Regions from separate parts of the Mus musculus genome. Here region 2 is linked to region 1. A link is a loop called in an ENCODE intact Hi-C map of the cell type or tissue named here. Cell type or tissue: gastrocnemius. All regions are shown on one strand. Each heading gives the region's core, and the rest is flanking DNA. Links, peaks and the distances in the headings are about the cores only.

Evidence for each region. Peaks named below come from ENCODE experiments on the same cell type or tissue, not always from the same donor. Only the 100,000 strongest peaks of a DNase experiment are listed, where the experiment ranks them.
Region 2: a loop joins it to region 1, with 4 times the contacts of the local background. A loop is called at or near these places in 4 of 42 quality-filtered maps.

What each region holds. Positions count from the first base shown.
Region 1 is chr10:127,671,514-127,679,461 of GRCm38, forward strand. Nemp1 (nuclear envelope integral membrane protein 1) reads left to right here and starts at 5,552. Exons shown (of 9, transcript NM_001113211.1): 1 at 5,552-5,714. The coding sequence starts at 5,585. Gm16230 (a long non-coding RNA gene) reads right to left here and starts at 5,246. Exons shown (of 4, transcript XR_872178.1): 1 at 5,158-5,246; 2 at 3,284-3,469; 3 at 1,037-1,116; 4 at 822-855. In gastrocnemius, for the core only: a CTCF peak has its summit at 3,382 (motif pointing right); DNase peaks (open chromatin) are centred at 3,413 and 5,463; H3K4me3 peaks cover 1,767 bases; H3K27ac peaks cover 2,964 bases.
Region 2 is chr10:127,076,653-127,084,600 of GRCm38, forward strand. Agap2 (ArfGAP with GTPase domain, ankyrin repeat and PH domain 2) reads left to right here and starts at 2,255. Exons shown (of 19, transcript NM_001033263.5): 1 at 2,255-4,119; 2 at 5,712-5,770; 3 at 6,314-6,401; 4 at 6,556-6,641; 5 at 6,779-6,926. The coding sequence starts at 2,970. In gastrocnemius, for the core only: a CTCF peak has its summit at 3,188; DNase peaks (open chromatin) are centred at 1,520, 2,290, 2,751, 3,277 and 2 more places; H3K4me3 peaks cover 4,024 bases; H3K27ac peaks cover 4,146 bases.

The DNA.
Region 1 (7,948 bases), core at 1,060-6,059:
GGGACTCTGATCTTGGTCCTTTGGAAGATCAGCCAGTGCTCTTAACTGATCAGCCATCTCTCCAGCTATAGGTTTTTGTTTTTGATTTTGTTTTTGTTTTTTTAAAGATTTTTATTTAATGAGTGCTCTATCTGCATGTACAACTGCATGCCAGAAGAGGGCATCAGATCTCATTATAGATGGCTGTGAGCCACCACGTGGTTGCTGGGAATTGAACTCAGGCTTTCTGGAAGAGTAGCCAGGACTCTTAACTGCTGCGCCGTCTCTCTATCCCCTTTAGTTGTTTCTTCATAGCTGTTTGGAGATATGGTAGGACCATAAAGACTCAAACACAGAGTAGAAGGAACAGACCTGCATTTAGGAGAGAGGAGGGCTGTTTTCCAGAGGGCACCAGGACAGTGACTAGATGGCTCCCAAGAACCTCCAGGACATGTGTAAAGGTGGAAGGAGAGAATGGAGTCCATGAAGTTGTTCTGACCACCTGCCCAAATCATTCATGCCACACAATAGAGGGCTTGTTGTTGTTTTTGGTGGTGGTGGTGGTGGTGGTGGTGGTGTTTTTTTTACAAAGAGGGTGAGGAAGAGATGGGGTCAGTGAGAAGAATCACCATTTCCAAGTCTGAAGGTGTGAGGTTCAGCCTGGTGACTCACGAGGTCTGTATGTATCTCCAACCCTAAATACATTTAAAGAAGTAACAAAAAATTAAAAAAAACTAGCCGGAGCCGGGTGGTGGTGGCACACGCCTTTAATCCCAGCATTTAGGAGGCAGAGGCAGGTGGATTTCTGAGTTCTGGGCCAGCCTGGTCTACAAAAGTGAGTTCCAGGACAGCCAGGGCTATACAGAGAAACCCTGTCTGGAAAACAAAACAAAACAACAACAACAACAAAAACCTAGGGGGGGTAGCTTCAAAGAAAGTAAAAGCCATTCCTTCCCACAGGGAAATGCCAGCGAGGATGGCAAGGGCTGGGTGGGTCAGTGGCAAGGGGAGACCAGGACAGACGCAGGAGGATTTGGTCATTGATTGGTTCTGTTACCTTCATCAAACAGTTGACAGCTTCCATCCTTTTTCAGTTAACTTCATCAAACAGTTAGTGGCTTCAAACCTTCAGAATTCCTACATCCAAAAAGTTACAGACATGATTCTTTTAGTTCTGGGGACTGGGGATACAGTGTCATGGTAGAGCACTGGCCTAGCTTGTAGGAGGCTGGTTTTTGTATGTTTGTTTGTTTTTGTTTTTGGTCCCAAAACACAAAAGAAACAAACAAAAAGCCCCAAACCAAGCCCCTCTAATCTGACTAGAGTCATCTTATGACAGAAAACAAGAGCAGCTTGCAAGGGGTTGGGTTGCGTCCCTCCTCAGGCTTGCTGACACCATTCTTCCTACATCTTACTACTCAAACACTTCTTTCGTAATTCTATGCTGCCTTAGATGGCCGTGCGGTTGCTCTCCTCTCTCTGTCTCTGTCTCTCTGTCTCTCTGTCTCTCTCCCTCTCTGTCTCTCTCTGTCTCTTCCTTTGGATATTTTCAAGACAGGGTTTTTCTGTGTAGCCCTGGCTGTCTGGAACTCCCTCTGTAGACCAGGCTGGCCCTGCCTGGTCCTCTGCCTCCCAAGCCCTGGGACTAGAGGCATGTGTCATTATCTCCTTTTTGGTTGCTCTTTTATATAGTGAATGTGCGCCAGGTTATCCTTCTAAATTAAAAACAAACAAAAAAACATCAAAAACTCCAAACCTGAAACATATTTACCAACATAGTATTTACACTATTCACTCAGCAGCCTGGGCCTGAGTATTTTGGCTATTTGCATAAATCAGATCCACCTGCAGATAATGAATGTGCATTATAGCCACCAAAGGTGACTCTTGAAATGCTTTGAAGAGTCTCCTCAGTGCTAAAAGACATGGACTGCTTCACTCGCTCTCTTTGAATGACAGCACTCATTTGGGTGATGAAAGTGTAACATGTTTAGAGATAACCTAGTCTCATCATAGCAGTGGTGAGTGGTCAGTGATCTGATGGAGTTAGTTCCCAAACCTGAAAATAGTTCACCTGTTTTTGACTTTAGTGAGAACAAAAGAGAAAGCCCAGCCAGCAGTGAGAATGGGAAGGCCTGGCCTGGCCTGGTATGGAGGCCGGTGCCTGCGATTCCAGCACATGGGAGTTAGGGGTAGGAGTTGACAGTTGTCCTTAGTTATATAGGAAATTTGAGATGGCCTGGGGCACATGAAACCATATCTATACAATGTATATGTATATATAATATTTATATAATACACAAACACACACAGCCCAAGACCAGGCTGAAGCGATGGCTCGGTGGTTAGGCGGACTTGTTGCAAAGGGTCTAGGTTTGGTTCTATACAGCATCTGGCAGTTAACTGTCAGTTCAGTTCCAGTGCATCCACAGACCTTTTCTAACCAGCACATGCATCACACCCATTGGTGCACAAACATACATGCAGGCAGAACACCCATACACATGAAATAAAAATAAATCTGAAGACAAACAAACAAAAAAACACAGCAAAACCAGAAAAAGGGAAACGAAGGAAGAATGGGAGGGAGGGACAGAGGGAGGGAAGGCCTGGAAGACAAGCGAGGCGTGCCAGCATGGCAACACATATCTGTAATCCCAGCATTTGTCAGGCAGAGTCAGAAGGATCACTCAGACTTTGATGCCAGCCACATCTCTACAAGCTCCAGGACAGCCAGGGTCATATAGCCAAGACTCTGTCTAAAAACTGCACATCTATGGGCTGGCGAGATGGCTCAGTGAGTAAGAGTAAGTGGGTAAGTGGGTAAGCAGTCAGTGGACTGCTCTTCTAAAGGTCCTGAGTTCAATTCCCAGCAACCACATGGTGGCTCACAACCTGCTGTAATGGGACCTGATGCCCTCTTCTGGTGTGTCTGAGGACAGCTATAGTGTACTTATGTATAATAATAAATAAATCTTTGAGCCTGAGTGAGCGGAGCAGAGGTCCTAAAAATTCAATTCCCAACAACCACATGAAGGCTCACGACCATCTATACAGCTACAGTGTACTCATATACATGAAATAAATAAATCTTAAAAAAAAAACCACAAAAAGAAAAACCCATCTTTGACTTCCTTGAGCACTGAAAAGGTAGCAGAGACTTTCCATATATCTGCATCATCTCTTCTGCTACCTTCCACTGATACATAGGACTCACTGACTCATACATTAAGAAAAAACACGCTTAAGGTTTCATTCTGTTCTAATTTTCAGTTATGTCCTGTCATGAGTGCCTATGTAGTACCCTTGGAGACCAGAAGAGGGTGACAGGATCCCTGGAGTTACAGCAGGCAGAATGTAGTACCCTGTGGAGACCAGAAGAGGGTGACAGGATCCCTGGAGTTACAGCAGGCAGAATGTAGTACCCTTGGAGACCAGAAGAGGGTGACAGGATCCCTGGAGTTACAGCAGGCAGTGAGAATGTAGTACCCTGTGGATGCCAGAAGAGGGTGTTAGAATCTCTGCAGTTACAGCAGGCAGTGAGCCACCAGAAGTGGGTGCTGGGAAGAAACTCCGTCCTGTGCTAGATGGAGCAGTGCCACACTGTTCACTGTGGGGTCAGCTCTGCAGCTTCTATTACAGTTTTTGTCTATATTTACTGAGCTCAAACCCAAGTTTTCTGGTGCACAAGGCTCCTTCCCACTACATGGCTTGACATTTGCAGGTCAGGCAGAGAATATGTACAGTACTCACAGAAACCGAAGCAGGACCGAAAGATGGGCAGGGCGGACTGGCAGGGAAGAGGTGACTCACGCTTGCAATCTCAGTTTTGTTTTTCGGGCTTTTTTTTTTCTTCCTGTTCCAAGATCCATATTATATGACATGTGGTTCATCGTGTTTACGTATGCTCCCTTGTCTGGGATAGTTTGTTAGTCTTCCCTTGTTTCACATTAATGTAAGTTTTTGTTTTGAGGTTGGTTTTAGATGTGTAGTGCAAGCTAATCTTATTTGTGATCCTCTGACCTGAGTGTTTTGAATGCTGGAGTTAACAGATATGGACCAACACGCCTCCTGTTAACCTTGACATTAAAAGTTTTTTTTTTTTTTTTTTTTTTTTTTTATCAATCGATCCATTAATTGTGTGGGGGGTATTGTGTGCCACAGAGTCAGTATGGAGGTCCTGTGGGAGCAGAAGTTGGTTTTCTCCTGTCATATGAGTTCTAGGTTTACACAACCGAGCCATCGCAATAAGCCATCTATATGTGTGTATAAATGTGCATATACATGTATACATGTGTCTACACACAAGTGTGTGTATATATATGTGTGTGTGTATGTATGTGTATATATATATGTATATGTATATATATGTGTGTGTGTGTGTGTATATATATGTATGTATATACACACACATACAGGTTCTCACGGTTCAAACTCTATAATCCTGGCTACTCTTCAATTCTCAGCAAGCCTTCATTCTCAACTTCCCAAGTGATGGGATTACAAGCACGCCTTTAATCCCAGCACTTGGGAGGCAGAGGCAGGCAGATTTATGGGTTCAAGGCCATGGTCTACAGAGTGAGTTCCAGGACAGTCAGGGATACACAGAGAAACCCTGTCTCAAAAAACCAAAAAAAAAAAAAAAAAAAAAAAAAAAAGGTGCTTCAATTTTCAATTTCTGTAAGTGCTACACACACAGTGCCTGGACTGCAAGTACTGGGAGGCACCTAAGCCACAGAAAGAACTTAGATTTGAGCTCAGAACCTACTTTGTGTTTTTTCTCTCTCTCTTAGCCTTGGCTTTTTTTTTTTTTTTTCCCAAATGGAGAGGATAAGCTGTCTTAATTATCACTTGTTTCGTTTCAAAACCAGAAATGCTCGGGACTTGTAGTTTATTCCTGTGGCGTTGGTGATTGAAACGAGGGCCTTGTGCACAGTTTAGCTACATCTTCAGTCAAAAAAGGAAACCGAAGCCAAATTAATACTTTTTTTTGGTGTTTTGTTTTCTGTTTGTTTTTTTCTTGCAGTGCTGGGGATCGAAGTCAGAGTTTCTATCTCAGCTCTATCTCTACATTTTCAAACGTTGTTTATGCCTGCAAAACCTTGACAACGCACAATAATCCTGTACTTATTGCTGAAATATTTCAGAACTTTGGAGACAGGCTGGCAATCATTTTACCTTAAAAAACGGTCACGGGAGAACCTTACTCGTGAAGAGTTGCCACTGGCTAGCATGTCATAAAAGGGCCGAGGAAGAAAGGAAAGAAAAACTAGAAGAGACGTTTCGATGGAAACACGCAGTCCAGGAGGCCTCCTCTCATTCTGATTTCCTATTGGGTAAGCTTTCCATCAATCTCATTTGTAAATAAACCGCGGACGGAAGCAGATTGCGGGGAAAGGGCGGGCTCTTCCTGTCGTCACTGCCAGGATTGGCGTTGCTAGGAGGTGTGGCTCCTAGGGGCGCGGGAGGGCGGAGCGCGCGAGGCCCCGCCTGCTCCACGGGTGGGGGTGGGGGCGGGTCTCGCAGCCGATTGGCTGCCGGCGCTGCCCGTTCGGAGACAGTTGCTGAGGAGGGGCACGCGAGGAGGAGGCGGTGTGAGGCATCCATGGCGGGAGGAATCAAAGTGTCGGTGTGGTCGGCGGTTGGTCCAGGGCCCCGGTGCTGGGGGGCCGGGGGCGGCGGCGGCGCCACATGGCTGCTCTTGGTCGTCGCCGGCTGCGTGGTCTGCGGCTCAGGTACCACCCGGGCAGCGGCTGCCCAGGGGTCGGGCGCGAGGGCGTTAAATGTGGAAAAGTGGTTTCTTATCCCGAGGGTGCGGCCCGTTACTCGGAGCAGCTCGGGACGCTGAGTGAGACGCTCCAGGGACGGTCCGCACTGACGGGTCCCGGGCCGCCCTCCGGACAGCTCGGGTCGGGCGGAGGCCTGAGCCTTCCCCAGGAAGGGAGGCCTGGGCTGGTTGACACCCTTTAGGGGGGAAACCACGGAGGGGCTCCGAGGTGCTGCTAGGTCTCTTGAATTTCTGAGTTAAAACGGATTTCTGGGTTTCGCCCTGAAATAGGTCAGGAGAAAGCAAACGCCCCACTCATTCAGTTTACTAAAAACACCCCAGGGATGGATCTGTCTCGGTACAGTGGAATAGAGTTCACCTGAATGTTTTTCAAGACAGGGTCTCTCAGGGTAGCCCCTGGCTGTTCTGGAACTCACACCTTAGACCGGGCCGGCCTGGAGTTGAGAGACCCACCTGCCTCTGCCTCCTGTGTGCTGGGATTAAAGGTGTGTGCCACCACTGGCCTCCTGTTAAGATCCTCCTCCCAAATAGCTCCGGAGAACACACCTGGAGTCATTATACTCCAGTTGCCCAGGAAAGATAAGAGGCCATCCGCTTAAGCGGGACGTAGTTCCTAAGTTTATTCATTCTTTCAAGCACATTCATTTTGTACTTTCTGCTGGACAGTCAACTCCGGACTAGGTAAGAAACTTATTTTGTGATCCCGACCAGAAAAAAAAAAAATTAAAAGTTGATAAGAAATCGTGTTTTCCCTCCCTTGTTAAATAGTGGCCGGGAAAATAAGTGATGTTTGCCAACATCCACTGGAGGGAGTAGCAACTCCAGAGAATAAAGACAGCCAAGGCGTGTAAGCACACATCCACTCTCATACTGCCCCCTTCCGTTCCTGCCTGCCTGTCACTTGCTCTCACTTGTGGCTTTAAGATCAACACCCATAAATATATTGTTCAAGAGGGACTGGAGACTTCTTTTGGGAAGAGAGTATATGTCCAGGAAAGATTCTTTTCCGGATCAGGGCCTAAAAGCCTAGAACAGGATTTGGAAGGACTGTCACCTGAATAAACTGTCAAAATGGGGCCTCGGGGTGTGAGGACATAAGGAGATACTAAGCACAGTCAGCAGTTCCTTTGAGATTTCCTTTACAGGACACTGGGGATTGAAACGGAAAGCAAAAAGCCAGGCATAGTGGCTCAGAACTTTACTCCCAGCACTTGGGAGGCCAAGGGAGACAGATCTCTCCAGTTCGAAGATAGCCTGGTTGGTCTACGTAGTGAGTTCCAGGACAACCGGAGCTACCTACACCTGGAAACAAATAAGCAAATAATAAAATAACTTAAAAAAAAAAAGTGCCGGGCGTGATCGTGCACGCCTTTAATCCCAGCACTTGGGAGGCAGAGGCAGACAAATCTCTGAGTTCAAGGCCAGCCTGGATTACAGAGTGAGTTCCAGGACAGCCAGGGCTACACAGAGAAACCCTGTCTGGAAAAACCAACCAACCAACAACAACAAAAGTAACCTAAAGCACACTTTTCTGCTTGCTTGCTTCCCTTCCTCCTTTCATTGAGACAGGGTCTCACTGTGTCGTGCAGGCTGCTTTGCAACTCATGTGTAACTCTGACCTGTAACTCAGGCTCCCCCTGCTTCATCCTCCAGGATTCTGGGTTTACAGAGCGTCACCAAAGGTTCCAAGGTTTCTTCTAGGAAGGGAGGCTCGGGGGCTTCCTAATGTGGAGAAAATTCACCTCCAGGAGCAAGTCGGAATGCCGACCTGGTTATGTGGATGTCAGCTGTCAGAGCAATCTGCGGCACTCTAAAAGCCAGGCTCTCAGATAGTAGGATGGAATTTTATTCAAAGGTTGGTTACTGTCACAGGGAGTTTTAGAAACATTTATTTAGCAAGTATTAATACAGTTAAGTGTAAAGAAGTAGGCAAAACCCTTGTAGTTTATTGCTTGTGTGTGTCTGTGGGTGTGTGTGCTTGAGCATATTTGGGGGGGGGGGTTGGAGGGGGTCATGTGCACATGTGTGCAAGTATAGGCCAAAGGTCTGATGTCTGTCTGATTCTTTAATCTCCCCTAGTGGGCCTGGAACTTAGAGGTTTGGCTAGACTGCTGACCAGCAATCTAATCTCCCTGGCTGGGCCCTGTGTCTACCCTCAGCATTGGGGTTACAGGTGAACAG
Region 2 (7,948 bases), core at 1,173-6,172, 590 kb before region 1:
GAAGTTAGCGTCTCTTTCAGCTCCAGAACACAAGCCTCTGACAGGAAATATACTTGCATCTTCCCGGATAGCCACAGTGATGAGAAAGGAAGTCCTAGGGAGGCTAGTCCACAGGACTGCCTAGTGGGGGAAACTCTAGATTTCACCTTTGTCTGGAACAGCATGGGGTTGGGACCAGGCAAAGGAATTCTCTTAGTCCTGGGGGGGGGGGGGCGGGGAGCTAGTGTGATGGGGCACCCCAGTGTCCCTAGCACCATAATCTCACAACCTTGGTTCTAGAGCAGCCTCGATTACAGAGCAAGTCCTAGACTCAGCTATCCAAAAGAAGAGAAAGAAAGGAAGGAAGAAAGAAAGTAGGGTAAGGAGAGAGTGGAGGCTGATAGACGTTTCTCTGTATCTTTGTGTGTGGTGTGTGTTGCTGGGGATAAAACCTAGGGCCCCCAGGCCTCCTATCGTGATAGGCAAGGGCTCTACCAGTCCGACACTATGGGTTTTTTTTGGGGGGGGGTTGTTGTTGTTGTTGTTTTTGTTTTGAGTCTGAATTTGGGTCCTGCTCTCTATCTCGGGCTCCCCTTGGACTCTCTGTGTAGCTCAGGCTGTCCTCAAACTTTGAGTCATCCTCCTGCCTCAGCTTCCTCAAAAGAGTGCACCACCTGGCAAAGCTGTGCTCTTCCTAAGTAATTTGTTCTCTTCTGAGACAGAATTCTTTTCACACTAAATATGAAGGCGAACTGAGACCACTCCACCCCCAAATACTAAAAAGCTAACAATTCTCATTTATGAAATTGTCTCCTTCATGGAAAAATTAGGGTGGGTCTCCTGCCCTGAGGATGTTTGATGGGCAATCCCTAAAAAAAAAAAAAAAAAAAAAAAAAAAACCATTGACCTCAAAGATGGGATCTGGGAGAGAGTGGGAATGAGTCTCTGTAGAACAAAAGGACTCCTGGCATCCCGGTTCAGCCCCCAACCCTTACCCCCTACCAGGCCGAAGAACACGGTGCTGGCTCCTGCCTCCAAGAGCCGCCCACGGCAGCACTTATTATAGTCTGGGCTGCGTCAAGAGGGTGGGACGCCAAATCAAAGTACCGCGGAGACTCTCCAGATCCCGGGCAGGGGTCTCCAAGGCTTCAGGGAGATCTTCCTTCCTTCCAGCATCTCTCCTCCCTCCATGGGGTCTCAGTCTCTCTTCTGCAAGGGCTTAACTGTTCATATTTCTCTGCCCCTCTGGAGGACAAAGCCTTGAACTCTAAAGCCCCCAAAGGGGTGGGGACACAGCACAAATGGTGTCCATTCGCTCTGCCTCCCCCCACCCCCATCACACACACACACACACACACCTGCTGTAAGAACCGGGCTACATAGACCTCAGGACACTGAATGGAAACACCTAAAAGGCTGGCTCCCGCTGGCTCAGCTGAGGGGGTTCCTTGTGTCCAGGGAGCAAAATCCGCCCCCCCCCCCGCAGGTGGGTATCCAGGTGTGAGAGTAAGGCCTTCACTAACCAGCATCCCCTGATTGGTCTCCCACCCATCCTACACACTGATCCCTCCTCTCCGCTTATCCCTGCTGCTGCTTCGGAGGCACTCTTGGAGCTACGGTTGCTATGGAGACTAGATGCATTTTGGAATAGGGGGGGTGTCAGTCGGTAGATGTATTTCTTCCACCTTGAGCTGGGCCTTTGACTCATGCTGCTGATTGGGCTCAGAAGCCCTCAAGCTTCTCCCCTCCAGAGGCAAACCCCCTCCCCCTCCCTACCCTTCTAAGTTCCTTGTTTGTCCCCATCCCTGGGGACACTTTCCAAGTTCACTTTGGGACAATGAGTTCAAGGCGCAGTGCAAGTACTCAGTATAGGGTGGGAGCGGGGTGGGAGAGGGAGCTGGGTGATGAGAAGGGAGACTCACCCAGGTACCCTGCGAGGGGAAGGGGAAAGGCCCTGGGAAGGGATAGCCCATTTCAGCTTCCCCAGAATTGACGGGGACAAAGAGTTCTCTCTGTTCCTGTACCTGTCCAGCCAATAGTTCAGTTTTTTTTACCTTTGTCCCTAAATGTCACAGTCCACATTCGTGTCCCCTAATCATGGTGTGAGAAATGAGGGGGCTAGGTAGTTGGTGGAGGTGACTCCAAGTACCAGGAAATCCAGTCCAGGTTTTGGGAGGGAAATCCAGTCCTGGATTTTGTACCGCCCTAGCAGACAGCGGTGTTGGGGGGGGGGGGGAGGAGAGATGGGGTGGGGGGGCCCGCGGGCCGCCTCCTCCTCAATGTGAGGGGAGCGCCCGGACACAACGCGCATCCGGACCGAGCCGATCCCGGGCGAACCCCCCCCCCTACTCTTCTCCAGGATCCACGCCCCTCCCCTCCCAGACCCCAGACCCGTGGGTTCCTATCTCCTCCCGTTCCCTCTTTCCTCCCTCACCGCCTCCAATAGCTCCATCCCTAGCATCCTCCCCGTGCTCCTGCGAATCCCCCGCACAGACAGCCCCACTAGTCTCTACCCTCAAGACCCCCCTTTCCCACTGCATCTGCGGCCTCTGCCCATTGAGTCCGCATTCCCGCCCCTGCCTTCCCCTCACCCAAGCTTCTCCCCCAGGCCCCTGTCCCCCTTTCTACCCTCTTTCCCTTCATCCCCATTTGCCCCCACTACTGTCCTCTCCACCCTCCTCCGCCCATCTCAACGCCCCCACCCAGACCGGGGTGCACGATCCGGCGCGCCTCCCTGGAGCAGCACCAAGGTCCCGGGGCTCCAAGGGGGTGGGGGCGCAGGGCGGGGAGCATGGGGAGGGGGCGCCCCATGTGATGGGAGGGGGGCGCAAGAGGAGGCGGCGGAGGCGGCGGCGACAGCGGAGCCGGGCCGGGGGCTCAGAGGGGTCCGGGGGCTGGGGGCAGCGAGCAGGGCGGCCCCATGGCCGGGCCCCCCTGAGGCATACCCGGGGAGTCCCCTCCCCTCCCCAGCTCGGGGGTCTCCGGGCCCCATGAGCCGGGGCGCGGGCGCGCTTCAGCGCCGGACAACGACCTACCTCATCTCGCTGACCCTGGTCAAGCTCGAGTCGGTACCTCCGCCGCCGCCTTCTCCATCTGCAGCCGCAGCCGGCGCCCCCGGGGCCAGAGGCTCCGAGCCCCGAGATCCTGGCAGCCCCCGAGGCTCGGAGGAACCCGGCAAGAAGCGGCACGAGCGTCTCTTCCACCGGCAGGATGCGCTGTGGATCAGTACCAGCAGCGCAGGCACCGGGGGTGCGGAGCCCCCCGCGCTGTCCCCGGCTCCGGCCAGTCCGGCTCGCCCGGTCTCCCCGGCTCCGGGCCGCCGACTGTCCCTATGGGCCGCCCCTCCGGGACCCCCGCTCTCCGGGGGGCTGAGCCCGGACTCCAAGCCGGGAGGCGCCCCCTCTTCCTCCCGGCGCCCTCTACTCAGCAGCCCGAGCTGGGGGGGTCCGGAACCTGAAGGCCGGACGGGTGGCGGAGTCCCGGGCTCGTCCTCCCCGCATCCTGGCACCGGTAGCCGAAGGCTCAAGGTGGCGCCTCCTCCACCTGCTCCCAAGCCTTTCAAGACCGTGACCACTAGTGGAGCCAAAGCCGGCGGGGGCAAGGGCGCAGGCAGCCGCCTGTCATGGCCCGAAAGCGAGGGCAAACCCAGGGTCAAGGGGTCAAAGAGCACCGCCGGGACTGGAGCTTCTGCCGCTGCGGCCGGCGGGGGAGGGAGCGCTGCAGTCACGACCTCTGGTGGGGTCGGGGCTGGGGCTGGAACCAGAGGGAAGTTGTCCCCTCGGAAAGGCAAGAGTAAGACCTTGGACAATAGTGACTTACACCCAGGACCCAGTGCCGGCTCTCCTCCGCTCACCGTGCCAGCAATCCCAGTTCCAGCCACTTCTGTCACTGCCACCTCCACGCAGCCCCTCGGGCCTGCACCCCCTATCACTCTGGAGCCACCAGCTCCAGGGCTGAAAAGGGGCCGGGAGGGCGGCCGAGCGTCCACTCGTGACCGCAAGATGCTCAAGTTTATCAGCGGTATCTTCACCAAGAGCACAGGAGGGCCTCCTGGTCCAGGGCCCCTTCCCGGACCCCAAGGCTTGTCTTCCAGCAGCGGGTCCAGGGAGCTGCTGGGAGCAGAACTACGCACCTCCCCTAGTGAGTAGGGAGGGTCAGGGCCTGAGACACCTGATTGCTTACTTGGGATGAGGGGACACTGTGTAAGAATGAGGGGTGCCTTGCTCTTGGGTGGATGGAGGAGGCAGGCTCCTCTACCAAAGGATGGGGCCAAGGATAGGAAGAGGTCCTGAAGCCAGGAGACTGAGATGGGTGTTTTCCGAGCGAGTCTGTGCTTTCCTGGAGATGATGGCCTTGTTGATGCCAACTGTAGGAAATCCTCCCACAGAAGCCTCAGGCCCCAATCCCAGCTCTGGTTGGATTCTGCAAACAAGGCGATAGGAGCTTTGCTTGTGTTGGAGGGACGTTGGAGGTGCAGGGATTGTGGAAGCCTCAGTTTCCCCTGAGTAACAGGCACAGGTGGTGTGGCAGTGACCTTGCTGGCAGCTCCTCGCCAGAGACAGGTCTCCTGGGTTGACAGCGGGCTGGTTGCTTTTCCACGCACTGAAGGTGGATTGGGCGGTTCTTGAGCGAGCGTGGGCTGGAACGTGCAGATTTAAATGTGAACTGAGAGGGGGCAGATAGGAAGCCTGGCTTCCCGCACTACCCACCCCCGCCCCACAGCGGCGCCGAAACCCGCCCGGGGCTGACCCCGGTGTGAGGCAGGGGGCAGAACTGCTGCTAAGACAATTCTTATCCCGGGAGACTTGGGAGGCCATACAAAGAGGTCGCCTTATTTATTTAATTTTCCTCCCGTGGGGTGCCTTTATTATTATTTTCTAACTGGTAGAGACAGGCGCGTTGGGAGAGGGGGTGCGACCGACGACTCGGTTCCGCTCACATTCCCCGGAGGGGAGGCGGGTCTGGAAGCGGGGGCGGCCCCGGGGGGTTTGGCTTCTGAGCGGGTGGGAGCAGATGGCTCCGGATCCCCGAGTTCCCGCCGCAGCTGCGGCGCCCCGGGAACGTCCGGCCAGTGTCAGGCGCGGGGGCTGGACCCGGCGGGTGCAAGGAGAATCTTTTCTCCCCAGGCCTGTGGTTTCTCTCTCTGCTTGAGAATGGCGCTTTACCCCCATCGTTCTTTCGGAGGCCATGGAGGTCTAGGCAGAGGAAAACCTAAGTTTTGTCTCCCTTGGGCAATGGACAGGGGTTAGAACTACTTGTACCACTGACCTTGAAAAAGGGCAGGAAAGCCCTCACCTATCTTGTGTGAAACGGAGATGTAAGAAGACCCATTCCATTCTAGGACCCAGGCCTTCCCTCTTGGATCTGCTCCAAGAATGTTGCGGGGGGGGGAGAGTGAGGGGGGACTCTATTCTCTGTAGTGTAGGGAAACCATTGCTAGTAAAGTCTTAGTCGGGTCTGGGGCAAGGACCCACGTTTGGGGATGTGTTTAAGGGAGATGCCAACTGAAGTATTTTTGTCTTGCTAGCTCTGTTGCTAAGCAACCACTGAGTGGTGGCAACAGCTGTGGGGAGAGCGGCTGGGATGGGAGGACTGGGGACCACTCAGACCTGAGCCACTGCAGGCAGGGTCCTCACTCAGGGTTAGGTGAGCCCCTCAGTAAAGAGAGTGGCAGGGGACAGGAGTCCTCCTAGCCCAGACTCTCCCTTCTTACTGTAGCTTTCCCTTTCCAGAGGCTGTGGTTAATAGCCAGGAATGGACTTTGAGCCGATCAATTCCCGAACTGCGCCTGGTAGGTAGCCCAGTCTCTTGGCTTGCATGCAGGGAAGGCTTACATCTCCCAGGAACTCTTAATTCTCTTGCTTTGCTTCGCCTTGTTCCTCTCCATGAAACCAAGAACTCTTTGAGTTTAGCATCAGAGCAGTATTGAGGGATCTGCTCCATACATATTCACAGCTTCTCTAAGTCACTTTCAGTTTGTCCCAGCTTCTCATTTCTAGCTTAAAAAACAAAACAAACAAACAAACAAAACCTCTTGGTGTTCTGTTGCCAAGAACTGGGCAAATGCAGTTAACGCCTAGACCTAAGCCTTGCTGCACAAACATGTTTAATGTGTGATTAAGCAACACACACAGCAAACTAGGCATTGCTCAGTTTGTGGTCTGCTTCAGCTGTGGAACCATTTCTTACCATGGCATGCCCTACCCTTCTCAGTTGACTGGAAGCTCTGAAGGTCCTTTGATGGCTTGACACTGCCCAGTCCCTGGTCATGAACAGACCCAGCATCTTACCCTTTGGTAACTCCTACTGTCTCTGTGCCACGTCTCTCCTCTAGGGTGTGCTGGGTGATGTCAGGAGTGGGAAGTCGTCCCTCATCCATAGATTCCTCACGGGTTCATACCAGGTGCTGGAGAAGATTGAGAGTAAGTCTTCAGGAGCCACAGTAAGCTAAGGCTGGGAGCTAGTGCCTGGGCAGGTACCATGATGGCACTCAAGGCCCAAGCAAGAGCTAAAGTTAAGGGGCTGTGAGGAGGTCTGGTGAGCTGCCCTCTGACCCATTAAACTTCTTCTGGGCAGGTGAGCAGTACAAGAAGGAGATGCTAGTGGATGGGCAGACCCATCTGGTGCTGATCCGGGAGGAAGCAGGGGCACCCGATGCCAAGGTGAGGCAGTGGCGACAGCAGGCTGCCTAGGGTCGGTATTCAGAAGCACTCATTCCCTGGCTTGCTAGGAGATCCTGAATGGTACCCAGAGGGAGTGGGCCTGTGTGACCCCTGATTGCTTTCTCGTCCCCTGCAAGTTCTCAGGCTGGGCAGATGCTGTGATCTTCGTCTTCAGCCTGGAGGATGAGAGCAGCTTCCAGGCTGTGAGCCGTCTCCATGGGCAGCTGAGCTCCCTCCGGGGGGAGGGGCGAGGAGGTCTGGCCCTGGCTCTGGTTGGGACCCAAGGTAAGGAGAGGACGTGGAAGCCCTGCTTGTAGAGGAGGGTGAAGGGTAGATAAGTACTGCCCACCATGATTGATAATTTGGAAAGTGTCTGGCTGCCTATTTAGATTCCAGCATCCCTCTAGAGGGAGCCTGATGCCCAAATAAGGAAGTAATGAACAAACAAACTCCCCAAGGTCTGAGCAGAGAAGGGAGGACAGCCTGAGAGGGCAGGACAGCTGTAATGGCCATCTCTGTCCCCCTCTGGAAATGTTACCTACCCCTGTGTTCACATTGCCATTTCTGACACCACTACCATGGAACACACAGAAAATGTCAAGTCCTGGTGTGGATAGAAAGTCTTTCCCTTCAGCTGGGTCAGGCTGACACTGTTTAAAAGAAATTTCTCTGCAAACAAGGGACTATGGAGGAAACCAGGTAAGCAGAAGACTGAGTTCTCCTAGCAGGAGCTCAGAAGCACTTAGGCTGTCACTAGCCAGCTCTGCCCGGCTGGCAGGATGCTCCGTGTGGCCGCACATGCCACTGCAGGCACAGACCTCCACCTGTCTCTTGTCTCCTGGTTTCTGACTGGAGAAGGAACAGCCCACCTGTTACCTATAGGCGTTCACCTCTCATTGTTCTCCCTCCGGTTCAGGATGGATGTTTATCACCTGTGAGTCTCAGCTATCATCAGGACATTCCAACTCAACCTCTGGAGTTTTGCCTGGAAACACACACATACACACAGAGACATACACATACACATAAACAAACACACACACACACACACACATACCACACATAGGGGGGAGCAGACACACATACACACAAACAGAAACACACACACATACCTCACACATAGGTGGGGACAGACAGACATACACACACACACACACCACACATAGGGGGGAGCAGACACACATACACACAAACAGAAACACACACACATACCTCACACATAGGTGAGGACAGACAGACATACAAGTACACACACACACAAAAGGACAGAAAGACACACTCACATGGGGGGGACAGACAGACATACA